Regions from separate parts of the Mus musculus genome. Here all the other regions are linked to region 1. Evidence: chromatin loops called from intact Hi-C (ENCODE). Cell type or tissue: heart. All regions are shown on one strand. Region 1 overlaps 5830454E08Rik (RIKEN cDNA 5830454E08 gene). Region 2 overlaps Ulk4 (unc-51-like kinase 4). Region 3 overlaps Ulk4 (unc-51-like kinase 4).

Evidence for each region. A loop is a pair of places that touch in the nucleus more often than their neighbours do. Peaks named below come from ENCODE experiments on the same cell type or tissue, not always from the same donor. Only the 100,000 strongest peaks of a DNase experiment are listed, where the experiment ranks them.
Region 2: a loop joins it to region 1, with 2.4 times the contacts of the local background. A loop is called at or near these places in 2 of 42 quality-filtered maps.
Region 3: it touches region 1 in a loop (4-fold over the local background); 11 of 42 quality-filtered maps call a loop at or near these places.

The regions. Positions count from the first base shown.
Region 1 is chr9:120,577,955-120,585,954 of GRCm38, forward strand. 5830454E08Rik (RIKEN cDNA 5830454E08 gene) reads left to right here. Exons shown (of 1, transcript NR_073359.1): 1 at 1-119. Among named protein-coding and RNA genes, the nearest start is that of 5830454E08Rik, 4.6 kb to the left of the region's middle. In heart, a CTCF peak has its summit at 4,806 (motif pointing right); DNase peaks (open chromatin) are centred at 4,397 and 4,817; H3K4me3 peaks cover 1,911 bases; H3K27ac peaks cover 1,841 bases.
Region 2 is chr9:121,212,334-121,220,333 of GRCm38, forward strand. All of the region lies in intron 17 of Ulk4 (unc-51-like kinase 4), which reads right to left. Among named protein-coding and RNA genes, the nearest start is that of Gm34735, 54 kb to the right of the region's middle. In heart, CTCF peaks have their summits at 200 (motif pointing left), 2,429 (motif pointing left) and 3,440 (motif pointing right); a DNase peak (open chromatin) is centred at 3,458; H3K27me3 peaks cover 355 bases.
Region 3 is chr9:121,237,464-121,245,463 of GRCm38, forward strand. Ulk4 (unc-51-like kinase 4) reads right to left here. Exons shown (of 37, transcript NM_177589.3): 17 at 6,903-6,981. Among named protein-coding and RNA genes, the nearest start is that of Gm34735, 29 kb to the right of the region's middle. In heart, a CTCF peak has its summit at 3,021 (motif pointing left); a DNase peak (open chromatin) is centred at 2,958; H3K27me3 peaks cover 782 bases.

The DNA.
Region 1 (8,000 bases):
CCCTGCGGAGTATTTCACAACCTCCTATCACTCCAGGTTCTTCCAGGGATCTCTGGGAGTACCTGAGTTTGTGTGGCGGACATTGACCACATTCATCCATTAAAACAAACTAAAACGTGTTGAAGAGTTTGCTTCATTCATTGTGGTCGTATTGTCAAGAGACCAGTATTCAGTGTGCGAATTTTCTTTCACTTCCCATACACTTATTTGTGTGTGTATACAGACGTGTGTGCCACAGAGGGTGTGTGGAGGTCACATGACTACCTTCAAGCATCAACTCTTCCACCGTGTGGGTTCAAGAGATGGAACCCAGGTAGTCAGGCTATGCAGCAAGTAACTTTACTCACTGAACCTTCTGGAGGAGGGGAGGGGCTGAGAACGAGGTTTGCTGTGACCTGAGGCTTGTGAGTGCCTTCCACAGACACTTTTGAGAGTTGAGTCTTCTTTTTTGAACTCTTGTCATGCGAACACACACACCATGTTTACACCTGAGGTGGCCTCGTTACCACACGGGTGGAAAAACCTTGGACTTGTTACGCACTTGATTTAAATCAGTTTTTTGGTCACTAAACTCAGAAGATGTTTGCTGTTGCTTTTGTGACTCACATTTAGTTCTGTGACTCCATTGGGGTCAGACCCATAGTTATAAAGATGTTCTTTCTAGGAAGCCAGAACACGCAAACTCTTTGAAGAGAGCTGGCTTTCTCGAGAGACAGGGACATATGGTTTGTAAAGCACTGACTTTTCAGAGCTCAGGTGCTCTACACGGTGTTTGGTGCTGGGAACCTGAAAAGAAGCTAGGGAGGAACAAATGGGGTTGATTCCCTACACTGCAGATGGGTGGAGTCAGGGTGAATGACAGCCAACACATCCCGGTGTTGGTGGAACCGTGGTCATGGCACGTAAACAAATCAAGTTGGTGCTGACTTCCTGCCCGCCTGTTGTCATGGTAACAGAGGGTCATGTGCAGGTTTCTGGGGGGTGGGGAGGTCAGGGTGGATTTACCAACAATCTTCAGCTGTGAACACCAAGCTATAGTAATGACCAGCTTGGCAAAATATTGTCCATGGTGCAACAGTGGGCTGATGTTGCGTGGGGAAACCAACTGCTTTCTGATTGGCTTTGAGGTTCTTCCCACAGAAGGAAACACATGCCTAGTACCACATGACCCACAGGTGGGTGTTTATAGGGCCCAGGGGGTGACCCCAACCAGGGGGTCAAACTGCCCTCTAAATTATTTATCTCTATAGACAGATTAGTGCAACGCTCAGACTGCATCAGAGGTCCTTTCTGCAGGGGACAGTGGTTAATGCTGAAGTTCACAACAGGCCAAACTGCAGGGAATAAGTGTGCTCAGCCACAAATGGTCATCTCAGTCACACTCAAGATTGGGACCATCATGGAGGAGTGTGGAAAGATTGTAAGAACCAGAGATCAGGGAGGAGTCTCTCACCCTGAAGAGAGTTTTGGACACAACAGAGCCTTTGCAGTCATGATCCCACAGTAGCTGTGGTGGCCTGCATATAACCTACATGAGGTCTCAAGCTGGTCTGCATTCTAGCATGGAGGAGGGAGGGGCTCAGGAGCTCCAGACCCCTAGCTGAGGAGCCACGGACAGTTGGTGCTCTCTCAGGGAGGGAGTATCAGTTTCTTGAAGGCTGTGGCCCCTGGTAGTCAACCACACCATGAACATATGACCAGTACAGATTGGGCGTGGAGATGCACACACATGACAAGACATGGGGGTCGGGTGGGGGTTGAAGGGTGGGTGTGGGAGGAGTTAGGGAAGGATCGGGAAGTGAATATTATCAAAATACTTGGTATGCATGTATGAAATTCTCAAAGAATTAATAGAAAATGCATTTTACTTAGAAAAGCCAAGTGGCACAGGAGTACACGAGGATGATCATTCCTTGAAGGGCAATCTGTAAATCCAGGAATATATTCCTTTCTGGTTGCTATGGTTACCAGGAAGAGAGTATTGCCTGGGTATTAGGCTGTAGATTGGAACGGCAGTGAGAGACCCCAGACCGTGTGGGTGGCACAGAGCTGGGGCTGCACATTTGAAAACGGGAACATTGGTGCATTGGTTTCTGGCTGTGGTGCTGGCTGCGATTCATGAGGGCTGGGGATTGTGGACTCCTCAGAAGCTCAGAGCTCCTCCTGTCTCGCTCAAGCTTGATCGGGAGTTTGCTGATTCAGTGGATGGTGACCTTTGAGGATGTGGCTGTGTACTTCACACAGAGTCAGTGGAACAGCCTGCAGCCTGCACACAACAGGGTCTGTACAGATATGATGATGGAGAACTATGGCCACAGGTGCCTCCTCAGGGATTCTGGGAACTCTCGAGATCTTGGGGTTGGATGCCTGTAGGAAGGACTCAGCTCCCCAACTTGGGAGGATGATTAAGTTGCTGGGCATTCCTGGTAATTGTGGTATCTACCTGCGTGTCACTTACTCCACGGAAGGGTGTGGCTCTGTTTTGGCATGTCAAGGAGATCTCTGTCTCTCCTTCCTTGGGTAGAGAGTTGGTGTCCACCATTGTGGAAGTGCTCCCCAAGGGGAGCACCTGAACGAGCATCCTTCCCAAGGGAGATTCCTCTTGAGAGGCCCAGGCCCAGGTCCTATCTCCCTGGCTGTATCATGGAGTCCAGGTTAGACCCCCAATGCTGCTCTATCTTCTGAAGTCCCCATCTCTCTCCGTCAGGCCTGAAGGAAGGTGGGCTGATAGAGGTCTCTGGAACCCACTGGCAAATGTCCTCAACTTGTCTTCCCTCCTTTTCTTCTCTAGTTGAATGTCTGTCTCACAAACCTGTTCTGGTCTCCCAGCTGCAGAGAGAAGTGCCCTGGGCCGCAGAGTGTCCAAGAGGCTGCAGTCCTGGTGAGCCCCGAAGCTCTGTAGAAAGGTGTTCGAGTTGCTCTAGGGAAGGAGTCTCACCTGGGTGTGGAGGAGCTGCTTCACGTGCAGTTCCCAAAGGCGGCCGCCTCCTAGGTACTCCCCGAGTCAGCTTTGTCCTCACAGCCTCTTACAACTCCTTATGTCTTCTGAAGCATGGAGCAGGCCTGGGCTCCAGCAGGGTCAAGGATGGTGCTCCTTGGTGACCCAGCTGACATTGGTCACAGGCATGAATTTAATGTTTAGGCCATAAGTGGTGGAAAAAGTGACTTTGTTTTAAAACTTCCACCTGCCATACTATCTAGATCTACGTTGTGTTTGTCACAGATGAGACTGTAGAGGACAGGCAGCGGGTGTCATCCTACCCCCCCCCCCTGCACACTCACTGTCCTCCTACCCTTCCACCTGCACAGTCACCCTCCTCCTACCCCCCCCCCCCCCGATCTACAAAGTGAGGCCCAGGATATTCAAGGCTATACAGAGAAACCCTTTCTCAAAACAACAACCACCACCACCACTACCACATGTCTGGGCAATGCCAGAGGCCAGAAGGAGCCAGATGCCTCCAGGAATGTAGTCACAGGCAGTTGTGAGCTACTGACGCTGCCAGGAACTGAACTTGGGTCCTCTGGAGGAACCACAGGTGCCTTTACCCACTGAACTATCTCCCCAGCCCCTCTCATTATCTTCTTTCAGATCTTGTAGTCATTTCAAAGGTATGTCTCAAAATCACTCTGCAAGGAAAATTATTTATCAGGCTCCGCTTTCCTCCTAGGCACTAGCTAAGGCCTCTCATCTTGTGCTTGCATTGCTTAGATACTGAGTCTTGGACCAAGGGCGGAAGAACTCCCTTTCAGTCAGGAAGCCTCTTTTGTTGTTGTTGTTGTTGTTGTTGTTGTTGTTGGTTTGTTTGTTTGTTTGTTTGTTTGTTTGTTTGTTTTGAGACAGGGTTTCTCTGTGTAGCCCTGGCTGTCCTGGAACTCACTCTGTAGACCAGGCTGGCCTCGAACTCAGAAATCCGCCTGCCTCTGCCTCCCGAGTGCTGGGATTAAAGGCGTGTGCCACCACACCCAGCAGTCAGGAAGCCTCTTAAGAGATAGCACCCCGCAGAGTCCCTAGTGGGGCGGTGCTCCGAAATGATTCTCAACACTTTGACTGTGAGAACCGGACAGCAAGGAAGACATTCAGTTCCAGTCCGAATCTGATCCTTCCAGGATCCAGGTCTGACGTTCTAAGTATGTAAAGAATGCGGGGAGGGGGGTGCGGGGGGGGGGGAGGCTCAGCTACAACTCGATGCTGCTGCGTAACCAGATGAGTCACATTGGGAGAAAAAGTCCTTCGAATGTAAAGGGTGCCGCAAAGCCTTCAGGTCCAGCCACGACTGGAAGGATCACCTACAAGTGCAGGCAGTGCAGGAAAGATCTGAGTTCTAGCGGGGCCTTAACCCAGGACTGGATGATAGACACCAGAGAGAAGCCCTACGTCTGCAAGGAGAGCCTTAGGGCCTTCCGGAGGGGCGTGGCCTTCCTCCAGCACCAGATTGTTCACTCTGCGGAGAAGCTGTGTGAATGCAAGAAGTGCCGGAGAGCTTTCAGATGGTACAGGAGTTTTCTCCAGCACCTCAAACTGTACCTGGTGGAGATGGAGCTGACTCAGGGTGATCCCCAGGGACTCCCTCCACCTCAGCTCAGATTCCTCTGCAGGAGCCGCGAGCCCCTCCTGCAGCTGTGCCTCTTCCCCCCTTTCCTCCAGCTGTGCTGGTTGGTTCCTGGGCTGCATTTGAAATACCCTCTTCATCTGCCCAGTTAGCGCGTGTGTCTCCCAGGGCCGTGCTCCCACAGTGAAGACTTTCACGGTTGTCAGTTCTTCTCGGCCTTCCCCCTGCAGCTTTAGCTTAGCACTTCCTCGAGCTCCTTCTCACCAGTAGGTGGCACCACGTGAACACACATTAATGAATTCGCTTACAGACTGTAGGTGGAGAACAGAACACTGCGGTCTCTGCACACTGACAGCAGCGGCTGTGTCGGCTAGGCTTGGGAGCTGCAAGGTCAGTTAGGGAATCACTTGTCCTGCCTGGCCTGTTGTAATTAAAAAGAAACGACCTGGGGCCAGTGACATAGCACTTGCCACCAAGCCATACACCCTGAGTTCTGTGCCCTGGGATCCCACAGTAGGAGAGAACCAACTCTCACAAGTTACGGCTGACTTCAAATGGCAGATGGGTTCCTTGGCAAAAATGCACCCCTCCACGTGCGCGTGCGCGTGCGCGCGCGCGCGCACACACACACACACGGGCACACACACACACACACACACACACGGGCACACAATAAACAGGAAGAAGCGTGTTGCCAGAAATGTAATACCTGCAGGAGAACTGGAGCGAGCTTCTGATCATGCATTTTAGAACTTAATGGCAGATTCTTTTTTTTTTCTTCAAGTTTTCTCAGATTTGGAGTGTGTGTGTGTATATATATATATGCCACACACATGCAGGTGCCCTCAGAGGCCAGAAATGAGTGTCAAATCTGCTGGCCCCAAAGTTACAGATAGTTGTGAACAGTCTGGTTGTGGGTGTTGGGCACTGAACAGGGGTCTGCAGTAAGAGCAGCAAGTGCTTTTAACTTCTGAGCCACCTCACCTGGTGTAGCAATGACTGAGGGGCAGGGGCGGGAGGAGTTGGCACCACTGACTGTAGGGGGTGCTACTGCTGTTGGAGATAGGGGATGCTGGTATGACTGATTATTCCAGAATGGTGATGTGCTGTTTCTGTCAGAGCTTGTTGAGGACCACCGCAGTGCAAATGCTTGAATGATATAGCAGTGAGAAGTCACTGTGTGCGTTACACCTGTGGTAGCTAGTGTGCACAGTCACATCTTTACACAGAAAGGCTTTCCTTTTTAGTTTTACCCTTTATTCTAGCTGTAGAATATCTTAGCTTTTTTTTGTTGTTGTTTTGTTTTGTTTTTTGTTTTTTGTTTTTTTTCGAGTCAGGGTTTCTCTGTGTAGCCCTGGCTATCTTGGAACTCACTCTGTAGACCAGGCTGGCCTTGAACCCAGAATGCGCCTGCCTCTGCCTCTCAAGTGCTGGGATTACAGATTCCTTTACAGATGGTTGTGAGCCACCATGTGGCTACTGGGAATTGAACTCAGGACCTCTGGCAGACCAGTTAGTGCTCTTACCTGCTGACACATCTCTCCAGCCACTCTTAGTCTTTACTGTATCTCTTGTGTGAACTTTTGCAGGAGTTTGGTGGAAACCTGGGGGAGAATGGGCAACTGTACAAAGCAACACTGGACGAAATCCAAGTTCAAAATGGGAGTTTGGAAATGCAGTGGGTGGTGGCATGAGTCCATAGGGTTGCTGGACATTAATGAAGTGGGGTTTGATTTGTTCTTGGTAATAACCTTGAAGGGAAGCCTGTGCTACTGTGGACAGGGCCCTGGAAAGTGGTGACTGGAAAAAGGATGCCGTGTGCGTGTTACAGTAGCCTTCCTGTACACTGGTGGATCAGTCCATGATGATCGGTTTGGTTGTTTTGTTTTGTTTTGTTTTGTTTCTCCTAGGGACAGTGTTTCTCTGTGTAACCCACCTGAGTCTCTGGTGGGAGGAGTGTGCCACCATCCCAGGCTTGCCTACGGGTTCTTTACTCTCATTCATATCTAGACACTTGTCAGAAGCAGTGGATATAGAAACCTTTACATTTGTGTATTTAAGATTTGCTAAGTTTCTGGTATGCTTGCAAAAAAACAACAACAAAAAGTAGTTTTCTGATGTAATTCTGTTTTAGGGTGTCTGTGAATATCACAGACACCCCTTGGGGAGATTTATTCTTTTTTTTTTTTTTTTTTTTTTTTTTTTTTGAGACAGGGTTTCTCTGTGTATCTCTGGCTGTCCTGAAACTCACTTTGTAGACCAGGCTGGCCTTGAACTCAGAAATCCTCCTGCCTCTGCCTCTTGAGGGCTGGGATTAAAGGCATGCGCTAGCACGCCCTTCGAGGATTATTCTTGATAAGGGACATGGGTGTGGCCCCTGGCAGTTTGTAATATGTCTTGGCTTCCATCTCTCCCTTTGGAGCCCACAGATATCCCCAGTCCTACTTGGAGCCCTTCAGACAGACCCCTTATGGGCAGGCACACAGTCTCCGTGCAGCCGTAGTAGCCACTGGAAACACAGCAGAGCTTTCTCTGATGTCTGTTGTGGTCATCTACTTGTAAGTCTTCGGCTGACTCTGCTGGTGTAGCCCTAGGCAGCTCAGGTTGAACTTTGCTACTGATTTTCCAAAGTCCCCGGTGCTGAGGCTTCCCGCAGAACTGGATGGACAGTGTCCCCAGAAGGGGAATTTTCAGATGCTACACAAGTAAGTGAGTGGCAGAGGGGGCTGGTGAGATGGCTCAGTGGGTAAAGGAGCCTGCTGTTATGTCTGATGGGCAGAGTTCCATCCCTGGGATCCATGTGATGGAAAGAGACAACTCGCCTCCACAAGTTGGCTTTCTCTCACACATACACACACACACGCACACACATATACATGCACATGCACGCATACATACACATGCACACGCACACACACACACTCATACATGCACACACACATCCACACACATATACATGCACATGCACGCATACATACACATGCACACGCACACACACACACTCATACATGCACACACACATCCACACACATATACATGCACATGCACGCATACATACACATGCACACGCACACACACACACACACGCATACATGCACACACACATCCACACACATATACATGCACATGCACGCATACATACACATGCACACGCGCACACATACACACACACAAGCACACACGCTTTAGAAATAAAATGGGTGGGCAGTGGTGGTGCACGCCTTTAATCCCAGCACTTGGGAGGCAGAGGCAGGCACATTTCTGGGTTTGAGGCCAGCCTGGCCTACAAAGTGAGTTCCAGGACAGCCAGGGCTACACAGAGAAACCCTGCTTCAAAAAAAAGAAAGTATTTATTTTATTTATATGAGTACACTGTAGCTGTCTTCAGACACACCAGAAGAGGGCATCAGATCCCATTACAGATGTGAGTCACCAACCACATCGGCG
Region 2 (8,000 bases), 630 kb after region 1:
ATATATGTATATATATATATATATATATACATATAAAAGGCAAGGAAAGGGACTGAAGAGGTGACTCAGTGGTTAAAGGAGAGCTGGTTAAAAGCACTGGCTGTTCTTCCAGAGGACAGGAATTAAATTCCCAGCATCCACATGGCAGCTCACAACTGTCTGTAAGAGCAGCCCCAGGGAGATCTGGCGCCCTCTTCTGTCCTCTTCATGCACTGCAAGCACATGGTGTATATGCATATATACAGCAAAACAGCCCAACACATAAAACAGTCAGTTCTTTTTTTAAAAAGGAACAAATGGAGGGCGTGAATGGACAGTAACAAGGAGGAAAACATGTTCCTATTAACGGAGGTACAATCACAAAGCAGAGTAGAGAGGTGAGATGGGTGAGCCGCTCTCACACCTGCCTGCCTGCACGTCACGTGACCCCTGAAGGGGCCCTCTGCGCTCATGCCACACGGGCTCACACACATACAGGAAAGAAGGCGATGTCAGAGCCCAGCTGCTGCCCTGGCCACAGCACTTCCCCTCACAGACAGACAGCACAGGCTCCTACTGAGACAACACCAAGGGGCACTGGTGGCCACACATGCTGCCTCCAGCCCCCTTTTCCCTACCTGGAAATCTGAGAGCCCCGCAGCAGGCTTGTGCTATCAAGCCTCCCCACCCTCAGAACCAGATGGGAAGAGACCCACTCTGTCATGTGGGTCCTAATTCCTCTCCTCAAAGCCACAGCTATGTCTCTGGTGCTAGGGCTAAACTGTTCTCAGAGTGTCAACACACTGCTGTCTGTCTGCCTGTCTGTCTGTCTGTCTGCCCATGCCATTAATAACTTCTAATAAACTCCAAACCCCCAGCAGTCTGTCTCAGGGTCCTCTTGAATTCACATCTGAGACCACATAGCAAAATAAATAATAAAAACACCTTTTGAACACTGTGTAGTGCTGAACCTTGCCATGTAAATGAAGAGACTGGCTGTGTTGAAATCCCTTTGCCCATTTCCAGGCAAAATAATTTAAATGTCCTCCTATTGGGATTATTTAATGTTAGATAAATCTGATAGACTCATGACAGAGCTGGTAAAAAGAAAAAAGAAAAAGAAAAAAAAAGAAAGAAGTTTCAAAGACCAAAATGGGGCAGACAGACAGAGAGAGAAAAAATAGGAAACCAGGCAACTTAGCACACACAGCAAGCTTTAACTCAGGTGAATGGTGGTGAATCTTGGTGACTGACTTTGAAATGGCTTCTGAAAGGGAACCAGAGACAAACCCCAGGGCTTGTCCTTAGTGTGCTATCAAATGGACCGTCCACATCAAGATGTCCATAAGAAAAGGGCCAGTGTGTAAGAGAGGGCACCAAGAAACAAGGGCTCTTCGGTGTTAAAGGAAACAGTGAGGAAATGTCCGTCTGTCTGCTGTCTGTCATCGTCCCTCCCCACCCCCCTGAGAATATAACCAAACAGGAGTCAACAGCAAATGCACATGCACACTTAGAACCTCTCCCTCCATGACCGGGACTGAGCCAGGGACAAGGGACAGTGAGGCTGGCCGGTTCCTGGGGTCAGAGGCTCAGATCTCCAGAGCCTCCCTCAGCCCACATGGGAGTCACCAAAAATTCACAAAACCACATCCTGTCTTAAGGTGTGATAATGTGCACTGTAGCCAGCTGTCTGGTGATCCCGGGCTCCTAGGGCACTGTGCTGGGCTCATTTGGCCCACGTAGTAGGACCATGAGTTTTCAAATCTGTAAGTGCCTGCATCTACTTCCAAGGAGTCTGTCCTAGTCTGGGAACATCCTTGACAGAATTGTTCTGAGTACCCAGAACTCTAACAAGCCACCAAAGTGAAGAAACACTGGCCTGGAAGTTGAGGCAGCTGGAAATGCTGGGCTGCCCCTGGGTGCAGCCTTCTGTGCCACCCTCAGACGCATCCTACAGAAGTGGGCCTGGGGGGCACCAGCCTGAAGGGCTCTGAAGGGCCCAGCCTTTTCAGGCCAGAGATGAAGTGGGAGATACTGACAGTAAACTTCCCGGTTGCCTCCCTGTCAGGTCTCCTGCTGTGCCTACCCAGAAGGACCCTGGATTGTCTGGTCACACACAGGACACCAATCTGTCCCATTGTGTTGGTGATGCTCTGCTAGCTGCACCTGAGCCGGACTCTGCCACATGGCAGACAGTGAGAGGCAGACCTTGAAAAGGCTCATGTTGTGTGGCACTGGCAGTAACCTCAAGAGACCCACAGTATGGAGTACACAAGAATCTTCCTTCCAAATAAAGGGAGGTGGCTGGAGAGATGGCTCAGTGGTTAAAAACACTTGTTGCTTTTGCAGAGGACCCAGGTTTGGTTCTCAGCACCCACATCAGGTGGCTCATAGCTACCTGTAACTCCAGTCCATGGAATCTGATGCCCTCTTCTGGCCTAAGATGGCATTGCATGCAGGTGGTCCACATACAAACAGGGAGATGAACACACAAATAAAACTAAATAACAAAAAAATTTAAAGTAAAAGAACTTATTGCACCATGTACTGCCTACCACAATACGGATGTCCAACCCTTTGGGTTTTGGAGACCCCACCCCATCCGCCTGCTGATCACTGATGAGTGCCAAGATGCTACTAGAACTGACTTCCGACAAGGGATATATTGCATATGGCCTGTGGAGAGTTCTAATGTCAGGAGCCAGCCCAGGCCTTGTCAATCATCCTTCCACAGCCCTTCTCCATGTGGCAATCAGAAGCAAGCTGCATGGTTGACACTGGGATAAAATGAAATGCAGCAATGCACTGGCCGTTACTATTATGTATAATATATAATGGTATATATACTGTTACATAACAAGGGGCAGGGTGCAGCATATAATATGTAATGGTATATATACTGTTACATAACAAGGGACAGGGTGCAGCATATAATATGTAATGGTATAAATACTGTTGTATAACATGGGGCAGGGTGCAGCATGTAATATATAATAGTATATACACTGTTATATAACATGGGGCAAGGTGCAGCAGTGACCTCTGCACAGCTGGAATGGTGTGGGAGTCCAGGACACAGCTCATAAGCATGCCACTCACCTCAAGTGCCCAGGAACTGGGTCGATCCAAGCACCAATTACAGATAATTGTTTTTCAAAAATAATGTATTCATAAAACCAAGCCAAGCAGAGTACCTCTCTGCCTGTGTGCATGGAGGTTGCATCTTGGCTAACCTCCCACAAGGGGGCCCTCAAAGACCATGGAGAGAGGAATCCTTGAGACCCACAACCTTGGAATAACACACATATATTACATTAGACAGAAATGGACTGTGGGACAGAGCCGTGCCAGTGGGTCAGAAGCTTACAGCAGACCTGCATTTGAATATTTAAATAGACAGCAAATGGAAGCAGGGTGGATGGAGCTCTTCAATGAGAACACATTGTCCAGACTCCAGTGCTTCCCCTGAGTGGCCACCAGAGGGCAGGCGTGGTCATGAGGAGCCTGGGCTGCCTCTGTGAGATGGGAAACAAGTCTGTGCTCAGCAGCACTGGCCTCTCTGCTCATGCTCCCTGGAAACTGCCTCTGTTGAGTGTCTAACTGACACTCAAGAGCCAAGGCCACCAAGAGCAGAGGCCACCCAGAACCTCTGGGGCTCCACTGGGCCAGCAGGTAGCAGGCTAATGACATCAGAGCCCTCTGTTGCTGGAGGGAACAAATGGATCAGACAACTGTGCTGGTAGAGTTTAAGCCAGTTCTGTCATCCAGATGGCCATCTCCACTATTCCCATCCCACCACACCCCCCAATGGACCAGGAAGTAATTGCAATCCACCTCCACGCAGCCCCCAGCGGCCCTCAGTGCACTGCCCTGGCAGGTCAGTCTCATTCCCACCGCACCATGGCTGGGAGGCTCTGACTAAGATGGTCCCCTTCAGGAACGTTTGCTTCCTGGCTTCTCCCTTATCAGCCCGAGAGCCACAGAAAGGGAAGGGTGGTGTCCACCTGCACCTGCGCCGCGTCCGGCCTTTCTTGCTAGGAACACTTGCTCCATGCACTCCGCCTAACTGAGAATGGGTTCCTTTGCTTTGAATGACTGAGGTTTTTCACAACTCCCCAAAGTATTGGTTTTACCATTTTAATTTCAGTTAGCTCTCCTCAAGTCAAAGAGGACTGGCAAGATGGCTCAGCGGCTACTAGGTCTGATGAGCTGCACTAGATCCCCAGTAGTGGAGAGAGCTAACTCCAGCAAGTTTTCCTCTGACCTCCATACCTGTGAACCCACACAGATACACACATGCACGTGTGTGCACATACATGCGTGTGTGCATGTGTGTGTGTCTGTGTGCATGTGTGTGTGTGCGCGTGCATGCGTGTGAAAATGTTGGAGTCCCCAAGGACAACGTATCCATGTGTCATGTCCACACTGCAGGCCTGGCCTCTGGTCCCCCCTTCCTGACCACACATGGAGCCTCACACCCTGCAGAGCCCAGCAGGGAGCCATTTCTACTGCTGCATCGGCTGCCTTATGCCAGGGCAGGACCCTGTGGCCAAAAAAGACACAGAACCTTCTGCCTTTCCTCCCCCTCTCCCCAGACACGGAACCTTCTGCCTTTCCTCCCTCTCTCCCCAGACACGGAACCTTCTGCCTTTCCTCCCCCTCTCCCCAGACACAGAACCTTCTGCCTTTCCTCCCTCGCTCCCCAGACACGGAACCTTCTGCCTTTCCTCCCTCTCTCCCCAGACATGGAACCGTCGGCCTTTCCTCCCCCTCTCCCCAGACATGGAACCGTCGACCTTTCCTCCCCCTCTCCCCAGACACGGAACCGTCGGCCTTTCCTCCCTCTCTCCCCAGCACACAGAGAACTTGAGGAGGATGGAGGGAAATCTATTGCCTCACCCAGATTCCAGGCTGCCACAGGGCTGTGGAGAGCCCTACGGGGGTATAAATGATACGTATTTATTTTACATCTATTTACTATATATCAGGGGTGCACATACAAGTGCAAGTGTACAAGTGTACAAGTGGGGGCCAAAGGACAACTTTCAGGAATCAGCTCTCTCTTTCCACTACACGGGTCCTGGGCATTAAACTCGGGTTGTCAGTCTTGGTAGCAAGCACCTCTTCCTGCTCAGCCATCTTGCCTACCCCAGTGATACTCGTGGGAACAGCACACACCTGCTCATCCGAGAAATGTTTCTCAATGAAGCCAAGTTAACTTTGTCATGTTATTAAAGCTGGGTCTCTTGGATATTGTAATCATCTAAAAATTACAGCACAAAGACCCTCACATGAATACTACAATTCTGAGCCTATGAAAATAGAGAGCAAGAGAGCCTTATTACCCACTTGTTAGCATATTCTTAAAGACTGGACCTTCAACTCTCCCTCAAACAGTGGCACTACAAAAGAGGCTTGTTTTAAATTGCATTTTTTTTTCTGCTTCAGGAACCTGCTCTTACAGTGCCTGGGCAGATCCTTCAATCCCCAAGTCTCTCTCTGCATTTCTTCATCTAATAGAGCATTGAATACAATGGCTGGCGAGGCTCTGGAGACACTGCATTCAGACTCCCACGCCTTCCGATGCTCTGAGAACGGAGTCCAGGTGCCCGCCTGCCCAAGCAACCGTGGACAGCAGAGTCGGGCAGAGCCACAAACACAGGAGAGGAACTCACGGTTCACGTGAGAAGTTAGAAAGTGCATCCTGTAAAAATTACCTGCTGTGAGATATTTAGCAAAAAGTGACTCTGGATGTGGCAGTCCCCCGGTGACAGGAACACTGGGGCTCAACACAGACAGACCAAGAATGTTTGTGTACATAAACAAAAATGTGATGATTCAATTCTTACTTATCATTTCCCAGAAAATCCAAAAAGAAGGTCAGAAGTCTCATGAGTATTGAAATTAATATATGCACACATGCATTAGAAACGTTCCTGTCCATGTTCCTGAGACCTTTCACACGATAAAGTGTCTGTTTAGCCCTGCTCTCGCTTGCCCATCAGACCCTGTGGCTGAAGACACTGCACACACGGGTCATAGGCCATGAAGAAATCAGACTGGTGCTGATTGGGACACTTCCTCCTGCTATGTCGCTCTCATGGTACTGAGAAGTACCACACAGGCCGCTGGGGAGGAGGTGGACACAATCTCACCCAGCTGGGCACACTTGGACTGTAATAACCGGCATGGTGAGCTACACCCATGAGTGCAACCAACCGCCCTCTCATTGGCTTCCAGGCCTGATCCCTCACACAGAGGAAATTACACGCCTACCTCTGCATGGCTGGACAAGAACCCGAAGTGGGGAGCTCACAGGCCCTTAGAGGGAGCCTGCTACTATTAGTTTGCTAATGGACACAGGGCCCAATTGCCTTCTAAATACTTAACTCTAGCTGTGCATTAGTGCGGCTCTTGTTCTCAATCCTTAACGCTGTAGCCATGCGCATTAGTGCGGCTCTTGACCGCTCTTGCCTTCACTGGAGAAGCTTCTTTGTGCAGTGGGCGGTGCTAAATTCCGAGGCTCACGATTGGCCAAAGTGGAGAAGGCATGTGACTGTGAAGTATTCCACCCAAAATAGCTGCTGCATCATCCCACACCCCAACACACTAAGGCTCATGGTGGAGGACAGGACGGGGAGTTTGTAAGAGCCAGGAACGAAACAGGACAGAAAGGAACAGGACTCTCTCATGGACTCACAGCACCTGTGCCTGTCCGCACAGGGCCAAGCCTGTTAGCATTCTGGCTTGGAGCGGGAGGCAGCCCCTACCCCACAACTCACAAAATGTCCTTTATGGAACTTGGGGGGTGGGGAAGAAAGCTGAGGCAGAAAGCTATGACACTCTCAAAGAACTAATGAAATACATTATTGTCTGTTTAGTTCACACTTTTTTGGGCTTCAATACCTTTGTGTCCTGACCCCACCAGATTCACTGAAATATGATTAACTAATTGCACACATTTTCAACAGAAAATAAACAAAAGCTTGTTAACTAGAAAAAAAAATCCAAGAACAAGTTCACTGAAATTAGCCACATCAGGGGCTGTAAACAATCACATCCGAGGTCAGGCTACAAGCCAGGCCTATGCCAGGAACCTTCAGGCCAACATGTAAGGTCCACTGTGACTTTTGAGAATTTTCTTCCCTTTCTTGTGCATTTTTAGTCTTTTTGTCACATTTAGCCTGCACTTCCAAATGTCTTTTTTTGGTTTTACTGTAGGGAGATGTTAGGAGATTTATATAGCTACACTGCTATAATTAGAAAAATAAATTATAATCAAAATATCTATAATAATAAATGCTATATAGAAAAACTGTAGAGGAAACCAGGTTCATGCATATATATGAAGTGCAGGTATCCCCAAAAGTGTGACACCACTCAGGCCCCAAAGGAGTATGAGGCAGGAAATTAGGTGGATCTGTGCAAAGAGAAGGTGGGGCCCAAGCATGGGTTAAGAGAAGGCTCGGCGCTTGAACACAGCCACTGCTCTTGTAAAAGCTTCAGGTTTGGCCCCCACTACCCACACCAAGTGCCTCACAACCACCCGCAGTGCCAGCCCCAGGAGACCCAAAGGCCTCTTCTGACCTGCAAGGACAACTCTACTCAGACACAGATACACAAAAACACATACATAAAAATAATATTACATAAATCATAACTATGAGTAAACTAATATTATTTATTATTTTCTTAAAAATATTCCAGCAAGAAAGAAAGTCAGAACAAAGAAAAAGAGGAGAGAAGGAACAGCCAGGAGACAGGGGAGAAGCAGAGGGAGACAGAGAAGAAAGAGCAGCTAGGAGAAGCAGCAGCTGGGAGACAGAGGAGAAGGAGCAGCTGGGAGACAGAGGAGAAGCAGCAGCAGGGAGACAGAGGAGAAGCAGCAGCTGGGAGACAGAGGAGAAGGAGCAGCAGGGAGACAGAGGAGAAGCAGGGAGACAGGAGAAGAAGCAGCAGGGAAAGTGTAGGAGCAGCAGGGAGACAGAGGAGAAGCAGGGAGACAGGAGAAGAAGCAGCAG
Region 3 (8,000 bases), 660 kb after region 1:
AGAAGGAGCAGCAGGGAGACAGGAGAAAAAGCAGCAGGGAAACAGTAGGAGCAGCTGGGAGACAGAGGAGAAGGAGCAGCTGGGAGACAGAGGAGAAGGAACAGCAGGGAGACAGTGGAGTAGCAGTGAGACCGGAGAAGAAGCAGCAGGGAAACAGTAGGAGCAGCAGGGAGACAGAGGAGAAGCAGCAGCTGGGAGACAGAGGATAAGGAACAGCAGGGAGACAGTGGAGAAGCAGGGAGACAGGAGAAGAAGCAGCAGGGAAACAGTAGGAGCAGCTGGGAGACAGAGGAGAAGGAGCAGCTGGGAGACAGAGGAGAAGGAGCAGCAGGGAGACAGGAGAAAAAGCAGCAGGGAAACAGTAGGAGCAGCTGGGAGACAGAGGAGAAGGAGCAGCTGGGAGACAGAGGAGAAGGAACAGCAGGGAGACAGAGGAGAAGCAGGGAGACAGGAGAAGAAGCAGCAGGGAAATAGTAGGAGCAGCAGGGAGACAGAGGAGAAGCAGGGAGACAGGAGAAGAAGCAGCAGGGAAACAGTAGGAGCAGCAGGGAGACAGAGGAGAAGCAGGGAGACAGGAGAAGAAGCAGCAGGGAAACAGTAGGAGCAGCAGGGAGACAGAGGAGAAGCAGCAGCTGGAAGACAGAGGAGAAGGAACAGCAGGGAGACAGTGGAGAAGCAGGGAGACCGGAGAAGAAGCAGCAGGGAAACAGTAGGAGCAGCAGGGAGACAGAGGAGAAGCAGCAGCTGGGAGACAGAGGAGAAGGAGCAGCAGGGAGACAGAGGAGAAGCAGGGAGACAGGAGAAGAAGCAGCAGGGAAAGTGTAGGAGCAGCAGGGAGACAGAGGAGAAGCAGGGAGACAGGAGAAGAAGCAGCAGGGAAACAGTAGGAGCAGCAGGGAGACAGAAGAGAAGCAGCAGCTGGGAGACAGAGGAGAAGGAGCAGCAGGGAGACAGAGGAGAAGCAGGGAGACAGGAGAAGAAGCAGCAGGGAAACAGTAGGAGCAGCAGGGAGACAGGAGAAGAAGCAGCAAGGAAACAGAAGGAGCAGCAGGGAGACAGAGGAGAAACAGCAGCTGGGAGACAGAGGAGAAGGAGCAGCAGGGAGACAGAGGAGAAGCAGGGAGACAGGAGAAGAAGCAGCAGCGAAACAGTAGGAGCAGCAGGGAGACAGAGGAGAAGCAGCAGCTGGGAGACAGAGGAGAAGCAGCAGCTGGGAGACAGAGGAGAAGCAGGGAGACAGGAGAAGAAGCAGCAGGGAAACAGTAGGAGCAGCAGGGAGACAGAGGAGAAGCAGGGAGACAGGAGAAGCAGCAGCAGGGAAACAGTAGGAGCAGCAGGGAGACAGAGGAGAAGCAGCAGCTGGGAGACAGAGGAGAAGGAGCAGCAGGGAGACAGAGGAGAAGCAGGGAGACAGGAGAAGAAGCAGCAGGGAAACAGTAGGAGCAGCAGGGAGACAGAGGAGAAGCAGCAGCTGGGAGACAGAGGAGAAGGAGCAGCAGGGAGACAGAGGAGAAGCAGGGAGACAGGAGAAGAAGCCGCAGGGAAACAGTAGGAGCAGCAGGGAGACAGAGGAGAAGCAGCAGCTGGGAGACAGAGGAGAAGGAGCAGCAGGGAGACAGCAGCTGGAAGACAGAGGAGAAGGAGCAGCAGGGAGACAGGAGAAGAAGCAGCAGGGAAACAGTAGGAGCAGCAGGGAGACAGAGGAGAAGCAGCAGCTGGGAGACAGAGGAGAAGGAACAGCAGGGAGACAGAGGAGAAGCAGGGAGACAGGAGAAGAAGCAGCAGGGAAACAGTAGGAGCAGCAGGGAGACAGAGGAGAAGCAGCAGCTGGGAGACAGAGGAGAAGGAACAGCAGGGAGACAGTGGAGAAGCAGGGAGACCGGAGAAGAAGCAGCAGGGAAACAGTAGGAGCAGCAGGGAGACAGAGGAGAAGCAGCAGCTGGGAGACAGAGGAGAAGGAGCAGCAGGGAGACAGAGGAGAAGCAGGGAGACAGGAGAAGAAGCAGCAGGGAAAGTGTAGGAGCAGCAGGGAGACAGAGGAGAAGCAGCAGCTGGGAGACAGAGGAGAAGGACCAGCAGGGAGACAAAGGAGAAGCAGGGAGACAGAGGAGAAGCAGCAGCAGGGAGAAGGGATCAAAGGTTGGCCAAGAACTGACCATGACTGAGAGAACAGCGCCAGCCTACACACCTGACTCTTATGTTTGACATCTTCCAGTGTAGAAAAACGTCAGTGAAAGGGTTAGCCTGGGCCGTTGGTTTAGAGGCTCACAGTCACATACATTTTCAGCATCCTAAGGCATCCACTGCTTTCCTGGGACTAAACCCATGGAAGGCACCCCAGGACTGAGAGCTGTTACACATGAGACCCCCAAGGACTCACCCTGTCAGCATATTAAACAGTTGTATTCTGAGGAAATTCAATTAAAACACCAAAGAAAAATGCTCGTACATTCACAGTGGAAGCTCGGCCAGCGCTGTGCTGGCAGCAAAGATGAGGTAAGAGGAAGCCAGGTAGGTCAGAGCGAGTTCTAGAGACCTGACCCAGGAGTTCTAAGTCTGAGGTCCAGCAGCAGCATCCCCACAAATCACACCAGCCGCCGTCTGCCCTTTTCTAGAAAGGCCGCCAGGAATTAACCTTCAAATGGAAACTGTGACCAGTGCAACTGCCAGATGATACTGAGGAGAAACTTCCAGACACTGTGAGAAGACAAAACCCGTACCTGTAGCCGGGCGTGGTGGTGTACACCTTTAATCCCAGCACTTGGGAGGCAGAGGCAGGCGGATTTCTGAGTTCGAGGCCAGCCTGGTCTACAGAGTGAGTTCCAGGACAGCCAGGGCTATACAGAGAAACCCTGTCTCCAAAAACCAAAAACCAAAAAAAAAAAAAAAAAAAAAAAAAAAAACCAAAACAAAAACAAACAAACACCCCGTACCTGTGCCTGCCAAGCCAGAGGCCACCAGGCTGAAGACAGACTGCCAAATCTACCACGTTTTCTTCAGTGTTTGACTGCCACCTAGTGGCTATTGAAATTGACATAGCCAATTTCTTATAACAAAAGTATTTTAAAGTACATGAAAGAAATAAAATTTAAAATGTACACAGAACCTGGCATAATGGCACAAATCTTTAATCCCTGCACTTGGAAGGAGAAGGCAGGCAGATCTCTGTGAGTTCGAGGCCAGCCTCGTCTACATAGAAGCTCCAGGTGAGCCAGGGATACATAGAGAGACTGTCTTTTTTTTTTTTTTTAAAGTACAGGTACACACACACACACACACACACACACACACACACACAATTCACAATTTCTTTCTGTCAAGTTCAGGACTATAATCAGACAAGTTAACTTTGTCATGTTATTAAAGCTGTGTCTCTTGGATATTGTAATCATCTAAAAATTACAGCACAAAGACCCTCCCATGAACACTACCATTCTGAGCCTGTGAAAGTAGAGAGCAAGAGAGCCTTAGAAACAGCTCCTTAGGGAAGCTGTTCCCTAGAAACAGCTGATCTGCAGGGCACATGGCAGGTCAGGAGCACTGAGGTTTCCTGGGTTGTCTCTGACAACTGGGGACAGCTGTGTCACAGTGACCAGGTATGGAGTGTGCTCAGCCTGACCTTGTAACACATTGTAACTGCATACAGTATTTTTTATTTTTGCCAAAGTTGTAAAATATGGGGGGAGGAGAGACAGCTCAATGAGAAAATTATCTGCTACACAAGGGTGTGGACCCGAGATCAGATCCATAACACCCACATAAGAGTTAAACACAGTCACGCATTTCTGCGACCCTAGCACTGGAGGTACAAAGTCAGGCTTGGGTCCTGTCTTAGGTAGGGTGGCCAATGCTGTGAAGAGACCCCATGGCCAAGTGACTCTTATAAAGGAAAACATTTAATTGAGGCTGGCTTATAGTTTCTGATGTTTAGTTCGCTATTGTCATGGCAGGAAACATGGCAGTTTCCGGGCAGACTTGGGGCTGGAGGAGTAGAGAGGTAGGTCTATATCTTGATCCTAAGGCAGCCAGGAGGAGACCATCTTCCACACTGGGCGGAGCCTGAGCATAGAAGGCCTCAAAGCCCACGTACATAGGGACACACTTCCTCCAGTAAGGCCACACCTCCTGATAGTGCCACTCTCTATGGCCAAGCATTCAAACACATGAATCTATGGGGCCAAACCTATTCAAACCCCCACAGGTATAAACTCCCAAGCTACTGGCCAACCGGTCCAGACAGTCAGTGAGAGACCCCCGTCTGCGAAGGTAAGGTAGGGCGGGACAGTGGAAGATACAGGACATCAACCCCTGGCCCTTACACACACACACATGTGTACATAACATGTACATGTACAAACACATACACTACACACAAAAATAAAGTTGTAAAACAGGAAGTGAGAAAAACAGTGTTTCCCAGGTCCCTGCATCTCATCCTAATAAACGCAGAAAAGCAAAGCTGCAGAGCTGAAGGAGGAGGAGCCTGGGGCGCAGCCTGCACCTCGGGGGCGTGGCCTAAGCCTGGGGGAGTGGCCACAGTGTGGCCCAGGAACTGATGGCCAAGGGCTTCTCATAGGCAATGGCAAGAGCAAGCACTGAGATGACAAGCCACGTGTATGGAGGAGGAGTGAGGCAAGCCCATCACAGGGGTGATGATGGCCAGGTCCCAGGTGACTCAAGATGTTCCCTGAACAGACCCCAGGGAATCCCTTCAGTGGGGAACTTCTGATAACCAAGACCCAGGAAGTCCCTAGCACAAGACTCCATGGGAATAAAGGAAGCTTCCTAGTTTCCCCCAATCATGTCACAAGGGGGTCCTCGTCTTCAGATTCCTGTGACATCTACCTGCAGACATCTCAAAGGGGAACTGAGATGTGAGGACGGACCTGGCTGCGGCATCTGTCACCTCACTGATGGCTAGGGTTGATTTGGCTGACCTGGCTGGCAAGGAGGGTGCCCCCTTCCCCTTCCTCCCTCCTGAAGCCTCTGTCAAAGGAGAGGACCTTCCCCATAGAAAAGGACCAGGCTTCAGGCAAGTGTGTGGATAGCTGAGCTCCCAGATGGAACCCTGAAACAAGCTCTCTAGAGGAGCTGGGCCTGTGGGCAAGAGCAGCCACAGCCTCTGGGCACTCCTCGGTACCCAGATGGGTCACTTCATGGTTCTGCCCACTCATGTCCATGACGAGCACTACCCACGAGCTTCACTCCAGCCCAGACTGTGGCTTGTTCTTGTCAGTGCTGCTGGTGCCTCGTGGAGTGAGCATCCCCACTCTATCCATTCTGATAAGTGTGAGGTTGGTACAGACAACACTGCAGGTACACATGCCTCCACAGGCCACGAGTGCACGTGCCTTCACATGCCACGAGGGACCCAGAGCAGGGGGATAGCAGACAGAGGCTATGGGATCGCAGGGAAAGATGTCTTCAGCCCTGGGAGAAATAGCAGGTCTTCCAGAACAGCCACACCCACTTGCATTCCCACCAGCAGTCCGTGGGAGCCACTGCTCCCCAGTGCTCCCCGCAACATTTATAGTTGTGTGGAGTTTTGAGTTCCCACAACATGGTGACTACTGGGCACATCATTCTGGCTTTCATTTGCAGGTCTGTGATGATACAGTAGTTTGAATATTAAACATAGAATTCGGGCTGGTGAGATGGCTCAGTGGGTAAGAGCACCCGACTGCTCTTCCGAAGGTCCGGAGTTCAAATCCCAGCAACCACATGGTGGCTCACAACCATCTGTAACAAGATCTGACACCCTCTTCTGGAGTGTCTGAAGACAGCTACAGTGTACTTACATATAATAAATAAATAAATCTTTAATAAAAACAAAAAAAACAAAAAACAGAATTCATTCTGCCAGCCTTTGCTTTCAAATATTATCATAGCAATTAGCAAATCTGTCAACAGTCATCAAAGTGCAACCAGGAAACAAGGCTAGGTATGGGTATGTCTGTGTAGGTGAGCGATGGCTAGCCTAGGTTGTCCACCTAGCTGGATCTGGTACAAATTATGATATGAGCCTCGAGGAAGATCCGTGAGGGTCTCTCTCAATTAACTGTAGGAAGATCCACCTTAATGACATCTTCCCCAGGCAGCCCAGCCACGAGGCCCTCAAAAAAGCGTTTACTTTTTGCCTGCTCATCCCCATGACCTGCCGGTTCATCCACCCTGTTGCTGCTGCTGCCACCATCCTGGGCTCACATCAGCCACTCTGAGCCTGCCCTGACTGTTAAGTTACATCACAGACTGCACACAGCCGGGGTGTGCACATGGTGGTGACATTCACTGCACAGGCAGAGAGTCGCTGGGTAGCCACATAAGTTCCTTTCTTCTTCCCATTTTCAGTTCTTTGAGAAAAGGTCTCACTATGTAGCCTTGGTTGGCCTGGAGCTCCTGTGTAGACCAGGTCTGCCCTGCTGGGATGAAAGGCACCACCACACCCAGCAAAACCCTTGCTAATGCCAGTGCGTGCCTAGCACGTGTGGACCCTCAGTGAGACTCCCAGCACCAAAATAAGGCAGGGGAGGGTGACGCTGATTCCAAAAAAGGTCTTCAGGACAGAGAACCTCCAAGCACAGGGCTCACCTGTCAGGGAACTGCTGTCCCGGGACAAGTGGGGAAATAGTGAATTCAGTGTGAAAACCCAGAAGGAACCAACTTAAGTACAAGCCGGGCTTTAAAGCTGTCTGGGTCTCTGCGGCTTCCAAGAGGCCAAACTCCACATGAAGCTGAACTGTAAGTTAGAGCCCACAGAGGGTCCCAAGGGCCACGTCTTATAACTGCACAATTCCCCCAAATCAAAATTAAGTGGAGACCAATGAAAGCTGAGTGTGCTAAGTTATAAAATCAGAAGCAATCTTTCCTGCCATATATAACATATCAGTAATGAAAGAAATCACCTCGATAACAGGCACATTTTCCTGAAGTTCGGTTGTGTGCAAGGCCAGCATGCCGACCACCCGAGCAACCTTGGACCGTCTAGAGAGAGAGAAACACGGGCATCAGTCATCACTACCAGCCACTACGTACTGATGACCTGAGTCAGCTGTAAGATGGGGAAGTGGGGCTGGCAAGAGGGCTCAATGGGTAAAGGAGCTTGCCACCAAGTGTGATGACCTGAGTTCAACCCTGGAACCCACACGGTGGAAGGAGAGAACTGACGCCTGAAGGTTGTTCTCGGACCTCCACATGCACACTGGAGCATGCACACGCACACTCGCATACATAAACTATGACAGTGCCGGCCCCGTGCAGGGAAACTCCCTGTCACGTACACACAGGACACGAATCACAGTGTCGAAGTTTAGACAGTTTGTGATTTTTAAAAACCTGGAGAATATAAATTATTAATCTTATGAACGCCTTTCTCTTTGGCTGAAATTTTCTCCTTTATTTTATTTTATATGTATCTGTGCTTTGCCTGCACGCAGGCATGTGCACGCAGGCACACCGTGCTCATGGAGGGTAGAAGAGGGCGTCTGACTCCCTGGAACTGGAGTTACAGCTGGTTCAATCCCCAAGGCCTCTGTGAGAACTGCTGGTGCTTTTGTAACCACCGAGCCATCTCTCCAGCCTCTATTCTTCTATTTTAATAAACACTAGCTTTAATGAGGTGGCTCTGATGACCTCACTGGACATTGATAAATTACTAAGTAGTGCTTCAGAGTGACTTGAAAAACGTCATGTAGAAAAGTCATGTTGATAAAACTTTCATTGGGAAAAAAAGACACAAAGGTAGGATGGGAACTAAGGGTTTGAGGGTGAAGGGGAGATAGTGGGGGGGGGGGAGGATAAGAGTGGGGAGAGAACAATGAAGGGGGTATGAGCAAAGTACATTACACATCTATGAAATTGTGAAATAATAAACAAAATTTGAAAACCTTTTTCTCATTGAAAACTAACATGGTAAGGAGTGAGATCCAAACTCTCATTGGTCTTGATTTCTTGATTAAAAAAAAAACCTTTATAGGATTCAAGTGAGGAAACAAGTGAGACTC